3 separate regions of the Homo sapiens genome follow, and regions 2 and 3 are each linked to region 1. The links are chromatin contacts, found by Hi-C in ENCODE. All regions are on one chromosome and are shown on one strand. The core of a region is the stretch at or near the end of the contact, and the rest is flanking DNA. Distances in the headings are between cores, read along the strand shown.

Region 1 (4,796 bases), core at 1,738-4,237:
TCAGAGTCTCCAGAACTGTGAAGAATTAAATTTCTAGAGCTGGGCACAGTGGCACACACCTGTAATCCCAACTACTCACGAGGCCAAGGCAAGAGGAGCCAAGGAGTTTCAGACCAGTTCGAGCAAAATAGTGAGACCTCCATCTCCAAAAAAGAAAAAAAGAAATTAAATTTCTATTGTTTCTAAATTACCCAGTCCCAGGTATTTTGTTATAGAAGCACAAATGAACTGAGACAGCAGGAAACTTGCTGATCTTGTTCACTGTTATTCTCAGTTGCTGGTGTTGAATGTTTAATAGTAACTCAATAAATATTTGCTGGAAGAAATAAACTTTTTTTAGGCCGTGCACAGTGGCTCACGCCTGTAATCCAAGCACTTTGGGAGGCCAAGGCAGGCGGATCACTTGAGGTCAGAAGTTTGAGACCAGCCTGGCCAACATGGTGAAACCCTGTCTCTACTAAAAATACAAACATTAGCCGGGCAGGGGCCAGAGCCTCTTATCCCAGCTACTCGGGAGGCTGAGGCAGGAGGATTGCTTGAACCTGGGAGGCGGAGGTTGCAGTGAGCCAAAATTACGCCACTGCACTACAGCCTGGGCGACAGAGTGAGACTCCATCTCAAAAAAAAAAAAAGGAAAAGGAAAAAAAAGAACTTTTTGTTTTCTTCTGAAACAGGGTCTCACTCTGTCGCCCAGGCTGGAGTGCAGTGGTGTGACCAGAGCTCACTGCAGCCCTGAACTCCCAGGCTCAAGGGATCCTCTGACCTTAGCCTCCTGAGCAGCTGGAACTATGGGCACACGCTACCACACCCAGATAATTAAAAATAAAATAAGCCCTCACTGTTTGCTAGGCTCTGGGGACACAAAGGTAACTAAAGACCCACCCAAGCCCTGACCCCTAGGGACTCATAAAGAGCTGAGCAGTGGGAGAGCTCTATGCAGGATGTTGTGCTGTCACGGTGAATGCCTGCCTGTTCAAGAACCCCTCACAGCAGCCACACACTGCCTTTTTGTTTTTCTCTACTCATACTGTTTCCTCCCCAGCTTTTGCTCTTGCACATCCCTTAGTCTAGGAGTGTCCAATCTTTTGGCTTCCCTGGGCCACACTGGAAGAATTGTCTTGGGCCACACATAAACTACACTATCACTAATGATAGCTGATGAGCCTTAGTCTGAAATGTTAATGTTGTCTCCATGCTCTAATCCCTCTCACTCTCAGGGCCCCTCAATATGGAGTCCTTAAAGAGGCAATGAGAATTCTTCAGTGGCAGATGGGGATGAGGTTGCATTTGCCTCCTTCCAACCCTCAGCCCAGAGTAGGCACTTAGATATGCTTGGGGAATGGAAGGCGTTTTCCAAAAAGACCTCATACCTTGAGATGCCCAGGCCTACTTGTCACTTCCCTGCTCTGCACCCCTCCTCCCCCAGGCTTCCAGACTACAGCCCTCTGTGTGAGGCTCCCTCCTTACTCTGTGGCTTGGGCTGTGACACTGACTAGCTGGGCTATCTTCTGCCAGGCTATGACTGTCCATGCCTTTCCATGTCCAGCTATAAAATGTGGCACAAGACAGCAGCTCTCTCTCAGAGACTCAGCTGCGCCTCCTCCTCTTGCCCTGCGCTCTAGAACTCCTTGATCCTGAGGCCTGGCAGGCCCCACAGGGCCATCTCCAGCCTCGGCAAGGGCGGATCGGACCTAGAGGTGCTCATGTTGGGGGTGATAAGGTTAGGCGAGGCCTTGGCATCTGTCCCCATAACAGCTTTAGCCTTCTAAACACAAAGCCACAGCCAGACGTTGCTGCCTGGAGCCAAAGGGCTGCCTGGAAGGCCCTGGCCTGAGCTCAGTTAGTGGCTGTCACTAAGGAAGGCAAGCAGTGCACTAGCCTTTAATACTTAACCCATCTCAGACTCAGTCTGCTCAGCTGCAAAAGTGCAAATCACAGTGGGCACCTACTTCACTGGTTCGTTATGAGGATTAATGAGGCACTGCATGTAAACAACTGCACGCAGCGCGCGCCTGCCTCATAGAACACTCCCTGTGAATGTAAGCCATTCCTCCTCTGAGGCTCAGGAAAGGCAAGTATCTTGTCTCAGACCACAGGGCTAGACAACTGGAGGAGGAGGGTTGTAAATCCCCCACCAACTCCACACAGCAGACACAAAAGGGAACACTCCCTGGGAGTGACACCTGAAGGTCAGGGTCCCACATGCTGTTGACCTCTTCCACAGTTGGCACTTCACTTCAGAGTTTACTAGCTAGAACTCCGTTTGTCATCAACCCCGCGCCTTCAGCAGGACAGGAATCACGTCTTCCCCCTCCCCTACGTCTTGGGCAAGCAAACTAACGGCCAAGACATTGAATACCAGTCCGGGTCTCCGCCCCAAAGGGGCTCAGGCTACCGCGTGGCAGAGAGAACGAAAGTGAAGAACAAGAGCAAGACAAAACGCCGAGTCTCGGAGGCCAGGGCACTGGCCCTTCCATTGCTCGGTGCTCTCGGCCAGTTTCCTGCCCTTCCCAGCCTCAGTCCTCCACGGTTTCCCAAGGCATGGGAGCTCCCAAGGCGGCTCCAGCAGGACTTTTCGCTTCTGGGGAAGGTGGTGCCCCTGCTACCCGGACCTTCCCACCATGCTGACAAGGGTCGCAATCCTGCGAGTGTCAGGAAACCCCCACTGACTGGAACCAGGCGGGTGTGGGGGCGAGGCGGGAGTCGGCCCAAGGTCGCGCGACTGGACCCTGCCCCGCGCTAGGGAGGGGTCCCTTTCGTTCCTAGGGTGAAGACTGGGCCCACAGAGAGGCACTGACCGGGCTCGAGCGGCGGCCCCGCTGCCTCCGCCTCCGTCCTCATGACCCGGGCGGCGCGGGGCGCCCATGGCCCCGGCCCAGAGCGGGCTACAGCTTCCGCTTCGGCTGGGGCGGGAGGGCGGTCGGTGCGTGTCGAGTTCCTTCTCCGCCACCGCCGCCGCTGCGGAGGAGAGAACGGGAGGCGGCGGCTGGGCCGCCCCAAGCGCCGCCCCAGCCCTTCCAGGTCTCGAATCTGGAGGCCCCGCCCCCTCCTTAGGCCCCGCCCCAAACTTTGATCTTAGAGGTCCCCAGCCTCTTGATTTAAGTCTGCTCCGGCCATTCGCCGCCTCAGCGTTGAGTGGCCCCACCCTCTCGCCCAATCCTCGCGCAGACGCGCAGCTCACCAGGACGCGGGCCCCGGAAGCCCCGCCCCTTTCTTTGAGCCCCGCCCCAAAGCTCGTGCATTTCCTGAATAGAGGCTCGTCCCTTCGGCAAGCCCCGCCTCTGCCGGGTCCCGCTCTTTTGCCAGTCCTAGGTGTAAGCCCTGATCCCGCCCAGTGCATCCCCGAGGCCCCAAGCAACTCTCCTCCAACTGTCTTTAGGGATAACCCTGAGCGGGCAGCCGCTCTACTCTATACCTAACTTTATCCGTACCAGATACCTAGCCTCACTCAGGGCCCCCCTTACCTGGCGGTGCCGGGATCAACAAATGAAATTGTGACGGGAAGTCCTGGCCCTTGGCCCAACCTCCTGCTGTCCCCGGTCTGAGGGCCCAAGCCCCGCGTCTCCGCCTTGCCGTCCAGCCTGTCCTTGGTGTGGGGTGCTTGGAAGTGTGAGCACCCTCTCTGGCTCTTTGCCGGCCCCAAGGGTCGTTGCGGCGGCCCCCGGGCCCAGTCATCAGCCCTCTTTTCCGGTGCCGGAACTATCGTACTGGTGCCCTAGTTTCCCAGCCGGCAGGCGGAGTGAGGAGGAAGCGGAGGCGAGACCGCGCTCAACACTGGGGAAAGGAAGGAGGCGGGCCCTGCGCGCAGCATTTTGGGAAAGAGTGGAATTCTGGGTGTTAGGCCCGCCATTCGCTTGACTCACGCCTTCGCCGTAGCATCTTTCGCAGCGGACCGAAGAGAAGAAAAGTAGGCCAGAGCCGGTGAGGCTGGGGACGGGCGAGGGGAGGTCGAGGCGCCTGTGAGGGGCCAGGGGCTGGAGAAAGACTTGCTGCATGGAACTCTGCGGGGCTCGGGGAGGGAAGAAAGCGGGAAGCTTGGGCCACCCAAACATCAGCGTCGCCTCACTAGCTCCTGGAAGTAAGTTCATTAGCTTTCCCCTCAACGTGCATGCTTCTCACATTCTGTATCTCTCCAGGTGAGTGTTTTTCAAAGCTTCCAGGCAGTAATCTCGAAGTCATTTCTGATTGACTATCTCCTTCCCCCAAATCCTATGAGTTTTTTTTTGTTTTTTTTTTTTTAAGTAGAGACGGGGTTTCACCATGTTGCCCTGGCTGGTCTCGAACTCCTGGGCTCAAGGGATCCACCGGCCTCGGCCTTCCAAAGTGCTGGGATTACAGGCGTGAGCCACCGCGCCCAGCCGGTCATTTTTTAAAAAGTTCTTTGTATCTCTGCCCCAGTCCCCTTTCAGGCAATGGTCCCCTCATGCTTTCCACACTGTTGCAGCAGTTTTAACTGTTGCAGAAGTTTTAACAAGTTTCTCTGCTTCTAAACCTTACGTTCTATCCATTTTGTAAATAAATGCTGCTATCTTTTCATTGCGTCATTCTTTACATATAATTCTGCAGTGGTTCTCCACTACCTTCAGCATAAAATCTAGACTCCTAAGGCTGAAAGCCAGGGATCCTCACCAAAGGAGCCTGTCCTTTCAACCTCATGTTCTCCTGTCTTAGGTACGCTTAAGTTGAAACTTAGAGTTGTTGCTCATCTCAATAAAAAGTTCACTGCTTGATGCTTTTGATTAGGTCAAGTCAGGTGCTTTCCCTGATTTTCCTCCATGACAAGCATTTCCTGCATA
Region 2 (4,482 bases), core at 254-2,753, 3.7 Mb before region 1:
AAGTCAGGTTAGCACCAATCTGCCGGGACCTTCTCACCCCGAAGGTGCATGATAAAATCAAATATGAGAACCGACAAGGCCAAGGACCAGGTCACTCTGCCAAAAGTGCCTAAAACAGCCTTTCAGCTTCATCCATCAGCAGACAGCCACAAAACCACTCCCAACTGCAGCAGGCTGGTCTCCGGTCACCACTGTCTTATCTTGTCGGAAAACATCCTCTCTCCATGTGCCAAAAAGTTGAGTGGGAAAATAATTCCATCCTTTCAGAGCTAAACACTGTGCTGAGTCTCATCGCACACGGGTGGGCAAAGAAAGTTGACATTTACTGCTCACCCACTCTGTGCCTTGACCTGTGCAAGATGCTTTATGCTAGAACTCATTTAATTCTCAAGAACAACCTCATTTTACAGATAAGGATACAGAGGCTCTAAGAGTTAAATTTACCCAAGAGGACATGGTAAGTAAGTGCCAGTGCAGGGAACAAATTCAGGTCCCACTCTAAAATCTGTCTCTTTCCAGATCTCAAGGCACACCACTGAGTTGCCTTTCACCTTTCTCCCAAGATGAGGATTGCTCTGGCATGACTTCACCTTTCTCTTCTGAAGCAATTCCAAGTTCACTTCTCTGCCCACTGACAGTTCACTCTCCTTTCCCTGCCACTGTCCCTTCTGCAAACGCACAATCTTTTACCCAACCTAACGCCCCCAGCCTCGTAGAATAACACTGCGCAGTTGGTTTACAGTCACAAAGCACTTTCAAGACAGTGTTTCGTCTCCTGGTCACCACAGTCCGGTGAAGCCGGCAAAGCAGATAAAAGCATCCCCATTTTACAAGAAAGCCATCTTCCCAAGGTCGCGGAATAAAAAGCAGGTGAAATCGGAAGCAGAACCCCAGGTCTTGACCCCTGGTCCTCGGCTCATCCCACTGCTCCGCACAGCCGCCCACGATCCAGCCTCCACCTCCGCGATGTCACAAGATGCTCCCTGGGCCAGCAGCTCACATCCCCCACCCCCATCCCACAACCACCCACCTGCAGCGGCCCTGCAGGCCCCGCCGACCCTTCCCCCACGGTCCCTCTCTCTTCACCAGCCCCTCCCACTAGGGCCTCCTTCCCCCGCTAGATCCCTCCGCTCAGGCGCCCCCTCCCGCACAGGCTGCCGGCGAGCCCAGCCTCGGCCTCCCACAGACCCTCGTCCCGCCTCCACGCTTCGTCACCCCAGCCCCTCCTCCTGTCAGCCCGCGGCCCAGCCCGCCGACGTTACCTTCTCCAAGGATGCTGGTCTCTGCACCGCCAGGGAGCGGGCCAGTGACAGGACCGTGTTGAAATAGAAGCCCCGCGAGGCGCTGGAGCCGGAGCCGGAGCAGCCGCCGCCGCCTCCGCCTCCGCCTCCGCCTCCCCGGGCCGGGGCCGCCGCCATCACCTCACGAGCCGCGGCGCTGCCCGCCGGCTCCCCGCTCCTGGCCCGCGAGCGCCCGACCTCAGGGCGCAGGCGTAGGTGCATCCGGCTTTCCCGCCACGTGACCTCTCAGTTGCTGACACTAGATAGGGCGTGGCTGCGGGGCGGGCCCACCGCTGCAGGGGAGAGAGGGGATGGACAGTAGGCTGCGGTTGCGCGCGCCGGATGTGGGCCCCCCCCAGCCGACCTGCGCGATGGTCGGCTCCGAGGGCGGGGCCACCTGCGCGCGACGCGCGGAAGGAGTTCGCGCGACGACCGCGGGGTCGGCGGGCGGGGCGAGGCCCTGGACGGCGGCGGCAGTGGGGCTCCTCCTTCTGTTTCCCAGACCGAGAGCCGCGCCGGCACCATGTCAGCTTACCCTAAAAGCTACAATCCGTTCGACGACGACGGGGAGGACGAAGGCGCCCGGCCGGCCCCTTGGAGGGACGCCCGAGACCTCCCCGACGGGCCCGACGCGCCCGCGGACAGGCAGCAGTACTTGCGGCAGGAGGTCCTCCGCAGGGCTGAGGCCACGGCCGCCAGCACCAGCAGGTCCCTGGCCCTCATGTACGAGTCCGAGAAGGTTGGGGTCGCCTCTTCCGAGGTGAGCCTGGGGCAGGGCTGGTGTGGACTCGCCGGTCTCTGTGCTGTCAAACGGAGACGAGAAATGTTTTGCTCACAATCTTTTGAGAATTCTCAAGTTGCCTAGCATAGATTCTTGCACCTTAGTGACTCGATGGTGGTAACAATCTGTTAACTATGTAAAGGTATGTGCATCTGGAGTACTTGAAGAGGGCAGTTTACCCCAGAAATCTTCCTTAGCTATTAGTCTGCTTCGTTGATTTTTTTTTTCTTACGCCTAGCTCACGGGGAAACGCCAGATTATTTTCTGTCCAGGTGAGTAAAAATTCTGAACAGCAGGTCCTAGGTTTGGGAAATGGAGAGTCCGTTTCTTCGACATTATTTCCTGTGCAAAATCTGGCACAGGGTTTTGGCCATTCCTTCCGGAGTGAGCCAGAAAGAGAGGACTATGTGCCTGCGAGTGTCAGGTGATACCCTGAAGCATCAGGGCAGGTGGTCCACGAGTTCTTCCCGCATCATTGACATCTCCACCTAACCAACCAATAGAGGTATTGAAGTCCCTTCAGCCCAGACAGCTGCCTAGTTGACCAAAGCCTGGGTTTGATTGAGTCCAGGGTCTTACCTTTACTTCCCAAATCCTAGACAAATAGTGTGCGGGTTAAGAGTTTGTTGCTCCAACTCATCTTCATCAGTTCTTCCCATCCTTAGATTTCAGAGAGTAGTACCTTCAATAACAATTATTCTGGCCGAGCGCAGTGACTCACGCCTGTAATCCCAGCACTTTGGGAGGCCTAGGCGTCGGATCGCCTGAGCTCAGGAGTTCGAGACCCGCCTGGGCAACATGGTGAAACCCTGTCTCCACTAAAATTAAAAAAAAAAAAAAACTAGCCGGGTGTGGCGGTGCGCCTGTAGTCGCAGCTACTCAGGAGGCTGAGGTAGGAGAATCGCTTGTACCCGGGAGGCAGAGGTTGCAGTTAGCTGAGATCGTGCTGCTGCACTCCAGCATGGGCAACAGACCGAGATCCTGGAGGGTCTTTTTCTTTTTCTTTTTTTTTTTTTTTTGAGATGGAATCTCGCTCTGTCGCCCTTGCTTGGGTACAGTGGCATGATCTGGGCTCACTGCAACTTCCGCCTCCGGGATTCAGACGATTCTCCTGCCTCAGCCTCCCGAGTAGCTGGGACTACAGGTGCGCCGCCACACCCGGCTAATTTTTTTTGTATTTGTAGTGGAGACAGGGTTTTGCCCCGTTGGCCAGGCTGGTCTGGAACTCCTGACCTCAGGCAGTCCGCCCGCTTTGGCCTCCCAAAGGGCTGGGATTACAGGCGTGAGCCACCATACCGGTCGAGAATGATTCTTTATTGTACACCACAGTCTCTCTTCAGCCTGCTAATGAAACAGTTTTGTTTGGACAGAGAAAAAAAAAGGTTTAAAAAAATGTATAAGCCAGGCGCGGTTGTACTTCTGTAATCCCAACAATTTGTAAGGCTGAGGTAGGCAGATCATTTTAGCCCAGGAGTTTGAGACCAGCAGGGGTAACTGCGTCTCTACAAAATTTGAAAAATTAGCCAGGCATGGTGGCACACACATGTGAGTGCAGCTACTGAGGAGGCTGAGGCAGGAGGACCGCTTGAGCCCAGGATGTCAAGGTTGCAGTGAGCCATGTTCATACCACTGCACTCCAGCTTGGGCGACAGAGCAACACGCTATCATTTCCCCTTGCTGTTTTCTTGGGTTAATTCCCTTCCCCACCTCTCTCTGTTCATGTATCCCTCATTGATCCACCTCCCTGTGGTTTTTTTTTTTTTTTTTTGAGACAGATTCTCGCTCTGTCACCAGACTGGAGTGCAGTGGCACCAACTTGGCTCACTACAGCCTCCGCCTCCTGGGTTCAAGTGATTCTCCTGCCTCAGCCTCCTGAGTAGCTGGGACTAAGGCGTGCACTACCACACCCAGCTAATTTTGGTATTAATAGAGTTGGGGTTTTGCCATGTTGGCCAGGATGGTCTCGATCTCTTGACCTCGTGATCCACCACCTCGGCCTCCCAAAGTCCTGGGATTATAGGCGTGAGCCACTGCACCTAGCCCACCTCCCTGTGTTTAACTGTTGGTTTTTTATTTTTGTTTTGTTTGAGACAAAGTCTTACTCTGTCACCCAGGCTGGAGTGCGATGGTGTGATCTCGGCTCACTGCAACCTCCACCTCCCCAGTTCAAATGATTCTCCTGCCTCAACCTCCCAAGTAGCTGGGATTAGAGGCACCTGCTACAACACCTGGCTAATTTTTTTGTTTTTGTTTTTGTTTTTGTTTTTTTGGTGTTTTTTGTTTTTGAGACGGAGTCTTGCTCTGTCTCCCAGGCTAGAGTTCAGTGGCGCGATCTCAGCTCACTGCTACCTCTGCCTCCCAGGTCAAGCGATTCTCCTGCCTCAACCTCCTGAGTAGCTGGGCTTACAGGCACCCGCCGCC
Region 3 (4,426 bases), core at 318-2,817, 4.1 Mb before region 1:
AGGCATGGTGGTGTACACCTGTAGTCCTGGCTATCTGGGGTGAGACAGCTTGGGGTTCACTGCAGTCTCAAGCTCCCAGGTTCAAGTGATCCTCCCACCTCAGCTTCCTCAGAAGCTGGAACAACAGGAGCTCACCACTGCGCCCGGCTAATTTTTCAAATTTTCTTTGTAGAGAAGAGGTTTCACTATATGGTGTAGGCTAGAGTGCAGTGGTAGGGTCTTGGCTCACTGCAGCCTTCATCTCCTGGGTTCAAGCGATTCTCCTACCTCAGCCTCCCGAGTAGCTGGGATTACAAGCACGTGTCACCACACCCAGCTAATTTTTGTATTTTTAGTAGAGACGGGGTTTCACCATGTTGGCCAGGCTAGTCTCTCCTGACCTCAGGTGATCTGCCAGCCTTGGCCTCCCAAAGTGCTGGGATTACAGGCATGAGCCACCGCGCCCGCCCCCAGTCTCATATCCCCAATTTTAGTCATCACAAGCCAAGTTCCCCGTTTTGTACTGTTCGAAGTTTCAGTGGGGAGAAGAAAGGAAGCTTAATGTGCCACATAGCTACAAACTGAAGGATACAAGATGAATTTTTATGAAGTGATGGATGGCAGAGTCAAAATCATTTCAGAGGAACTTTCAGTTCGGTACGATTTTACTGAGTAGATACCCTCAGCCTTCTGTAGGGCCCCCGAACGAGCAGTATCCCCTCAAAGAAACTCAATCCTTGGCAGCATGAAGCAAGGTCGGCCACAAAGGCAAAGGGGGCGGCTGCGGTAGAGGAGAGGGAGTGGGTGCTGATTCCCAGCGGGGCAGCCTTCCAAAGGGTGCGCTCTGGAAGAATCTCCCAGGGAGCCGTCTTGGAGGCACTCGGCCCCGCGGAGGGCCGGAGCGAGGGCGCCCAGTGAGGAGCCCAGGCGGAAGGTGGCGGTGCCCCGCTGCCCGCCCCAGATCCACTCGGCTCGGCCCGCACCGGATCTAAAATGGTCAGAACTGGCAGCCGACGCTTCGCGCTCTGGTGATTTTGCACTGACAGCGCGATCTCCGGCTCCTCTCAGGAAACCGGGAGAGCTGGCAAGGCTGGGCTCCTACGGCTGCAGTCCCCGGGCCCGATCGAGGGAACTGAGGCTCGTCAGGCCGGCCCCAAATCGCCCGCCTGTTGCAAGGCCGCCCGCTCCAGCGCGGAGGGTCGCGGCCAGGAAGGCCGCATTCGGACCTGCCGCAGGCAACAGGGCCCGCCCGGGTGCCAGGAGGCCGGCGCGCCAGCAGCCGCGCTGAGGAGGCCTCGCACCCTGGCCCCTGGCCGAGCGCCAGATCCCGGCCCCTACGCGCCCGCGCCCGGGGATCCCGCCGGCCGCGTCCCCGCCACGTCAGGCCGCGGGCTCTCCTCAGGTCGCCGCCCCCGAGCCTCCGGCCCGCGCCCGCCCCCGCGCCCCTCGGACTCCGCGCCGCTAGCTTGTCCCCGGCCCAGCGATGCCTGCTTGCCGCCCGACCCCCGCGTTCGCTGCCGCCCGGCCCGTTCGGCTCACGCCTCGCAGCTGACCTGGTGCCGCCGCCAGCCGAGGCCGCACTCGCAGCTGGAGGGAGGCGGGAGGCGGGAGGCGGGAGGCGCGAGGCGGGAGGCTGGGCGAGAGGAGCCGGCGGGGCGGGGGCCTGGGCCGTCACGTGGGTGCGCCGCGCAGGCGCCGGGCGGGCCAGACGTAGGCCCGGGGGTTCCCGGCCTGGCCGGGTAGCAGCGCGGGGGCGGCCCTGGGGCGGGGAGACAGGGGGCGGCTCCACTCCGGCGCTCTGCGGAGGACAGCAGCGATCGCCAAGGCTCAGTGAGTCCCCGCACTAGCGCGGCACCTGGCACTTGGCGGGGCCGAACCAACGAATGAGCGAATTTGCCGAGAGTCGCCCCGTCTGAATCCATTGACTCTTTCCTTGCCTCGGTCCTACCCTCATTCCTCGACTCACTTCCTCCTGCCCTTCCTCACTATCTCCCTCCCCGCTCATATCCTCCCTCTCCTTTCCTCATTCCCTTCTTCACTCTCTTCTCTCCTCTCTTACTCCCCCCCTCTCATTCCCTCCCTCCTTCACTCTCTCATTCCTTCCCTTCCTATCTTACCCACCATTCCCTTCCTCCCTCACTCATTCACTCCCTCCCTGTCTCCCCCTCTCATCCCCTCCCTCTCTCATTCCCTTTCCCTCCCTCCTTAACTCTCGTTCTCTCCTCCCTCTCTCATTCCTTCCCTCCCTGTCTCATTTCCCCCCTTCTTTCCCTCCCTCCCTCTCCTCTTCTCCCATTGCCTCCCTCCCTCTTTGATTCCCTTCTTTCCTCCTCTCCTCCACTTGTTCCCTTCGTCACGCGCTCATTCCCTCCCTCCCGCGGCCTGCTCCTTCCCCGCTCCCTCCGCGGTCGGTGCCGCTGACCGTAGCGCGCCCCCTGCGGGATATCGGGGAGAATCGCTTAACACCGCCAGAGTGAACAGGTGCTAGTTTGTGTGCCCGTTCCTTTACTGAGATTTTGCAGTAAATCTAATTCCCAGTCTTAAAGCCTGGTCCCAGAGGTCCGTGCGCGGGTCTTGGCATTCATTGTTCTCCACCTCACCTTCGAGCAGGTCCCATCCTCCGAGGCGTATCCGTAATGGCTGCGCCCAGAGCTTGGAGCCACAGAGCCTCCTGATGGGATAAGGTTGGAGTGTCCCACACTGTGGTTTTGAGAGGGACTGTGAAGGGTGGAGAGAGTGGTAGGGGGAGGATGTGGCTGGAGATGGCTCATGGTTAAAAAGAAAGGTGGGGCCGGGCTTGGTGGCTGGCGCCTGTAATCCCAACACTTTGGGAGGCCGAGACGGGCGGATCACGAGGTCAGGAGATGGAAACCATCCTGGCCAACATGGTGAAACCCCATCTCTACCAAAACACACACAAAAAAACTAGCCGGTCGTGGTGGCGCGCACCTGTAGTCCCAGCTACTCGGGAGCCTGAGGCAGGAGAATCGCTTGAACCCGGGAGGCAGAGGTTGCAGTGAGCCGAGATCACGCGCCACTGCACTCCAGCCTGGTGACAGAGCGAGACTCCGTCTCAAAAAAAAAAAAAAAAAAAAAAAAAAAAATTGGTGGAAGGGGAATGTAAAAGGAGGAAAATACACGGAAGAGAATTGCTGTCCTGGCTGAGTCCAGAGAGATAACTGAGGGTCCCAGACAAGGATCAAGAGAACGGGATTGGCCTCCAGAGGCAGAGGTTCCAAATGGGAGTGGGCTTCCTCCTAGAAAGACTTTCTGGAGGAGACCCCCCTACTGTGTAACAGAGGAGGACTTTGGGATTAAGAAAAGCATTCCAGGAAGCCGACAGTGTCAGCAAACGTGGAGGTGAGATCCTTCAAAGTGAGTGGTGTGGAGGTTTCCAGAATTTTCTGAGCCTGAAGGGAAGGTTGGAGAGCAGACCCTGCCCTTTGGAGGCTTGACTTAGCCCTGAGGGCACCCTGTAGCCAGGGTGGGCAGATGCCAATATGGTAGAGACGAAGACTGAGTAGGGAGCCAGCCACAGTGCTGTGGTCTCAGGCAGGGAGTGAAGACCAGAGTGGAGCAGGCTAGAAACCTGGGAAGGAAGCAGGTTCCCCAGTATAAGCCCAGTGATGTGTGAAGAATGAGCCCAGGAGATGGGTGGGGAAGTAGGCCCACCCTGCCTACAGGGGAGCCAGAGCAAGAGCAGGTCTGGGGGAAGATGAGGCCCCCCTTGGCTCCAGGTAGGGGAAGACTGACCTCCAAGGCCCAATGGGACCAGGTGTACGGGTGGACCCAGAGAGGAGAGGAAAAGGAATCCTGGGGCAGCAACAAGAAGGCCACTGTGGTCTGAATGTCGGTACCCCCAAAATTCATATGTTGGAACTGAATCCTCAGTGCGATACTATTATAAAGTAGGGCCTTTGGGAGGGGTTTAGGTCATGAGGGTGAAGTCCTCACCATGGGATCAGTGTATAAAAGAGGTTCGAAGGAGCTCATCCCCCACTTTTGCCAGGTGAGGACACTGTAATAAGCACCATCTTCAAGGCAGAGAATCGGCTGGGCGCAGTGGCTCACGCCTGTAATCCCAGCACTTTGGGAAGCCGAGGTGGGAGGATCATGAGGTCAGGAGATCAAGACCATCCTGGCTAACATGGTGAAACCCCATCTCTACTAAAAATACAAAAAATTAGCCAGGCATGGTGGTGGGCGCCTGTAGTCCCAGCTACTTGGGAGGCTGAGGCAGGAGAATGGCGTGAACCCGGGAGGCAGAGCTTGCAGTGAGCTGAGATCGCGCCACTGCACTCCAGCCTGGGTGACAGAGCAAGACTCCGTCTCAAAAAAAAAAAGCAGAGAACGGACCCCTCACTAGACACTGGGGCTTTTTTCTGAAGGCTACTGTGTCATATAAAATTTATATTAAATAAATTGATATGCTTTTCTCTTGTTAATC

Evidence for each region. Hi-C counts contacts between places; a loop is a spot of excess contacts on that map. Pooled maps may share reads with other maps.
Region 2: a loop to region 1 is called in a pooled map, with 28 times the contacts of the local background. The contact joins the promoter of PI4KA here to the promoter of GUCD1 in region 1. A Hi-C loop is called at or near these places in 11 of 50 pooled maps.
Region 3: a loop to region 1 is called in a map of B cell, with 13 times the contacts of the local background. The contact joins the promoter of KLHL22 here to the promoter of GUCD1 in region 1. A Hi-C loop is called at or near these places in 1 of 168 maps with a recorded cell type or tissue (B cell), 1 of 37 single-sample maps with no recorded cell type and 4 of 50 pooled maps.

Annotation. Positions count from the first base shown.
Region 1 is chr22:24,552,151-24,556,946 of GRCh38, forward strand. GUCD1 (guanylyl cyclase domain containing 1) reads right to left here and starts at 2,988. Exons shown (of 6, transcript NM_001284254.2): 1 at 2,799-2,988. The coding sequence starts at 2,841. SNRPD3 (small nuclear ribonucleoprotein D3 polypeptide) reads left to right here and starts at 3,849. Exons shown (of 4, transcript NM_004175.5): 1 at 3,849-3,921. RefSeq lists a silencer at 2,737-3,096 and an enhancer at 3,557-3,656.
Region 2 is chr22:20,857,308-20,861,789 of GRCh38, forward strand. PI4KA (phosphatidylinositol 4-kinase alpha) reads right to left here and starts at 1,504. Exons shown (of 55, transcript NM_058004.4): 1 at 1,263-1,504. The coding sequence starts at 1,418. It overlaps SNAP29 (synaptosome associated protein 29), which reads left to right and starts at 1,700. Exons shown (of 5, transcript NM_004782.4): 1 at 1,700-2,040. The coding sequence starts at 1,804. RefSeq lists silencers at 1,113-1,162, 1,183-1,942 and an enhancer at 1,622-2,431.
Region 3 is chr22:20,494,228-20,498,653 of GRCh38, forward strand. KLHL22 (kelch like family member 22) reads right to left here and starts at 1,568. Exons shown (of 7, transcript NM_032775.4): 1 at 1,533-1,568. It overlaps LOC101928824 (a long non-coding RNA gene), which reads left to right and starts at 1,686. Exons shown (of 4, transcript XR_007068011.1): 1 at 1,686-2,460. RefSeq lists a silencer at 1,228-1,887 and an enhancer at 2,082-2,734.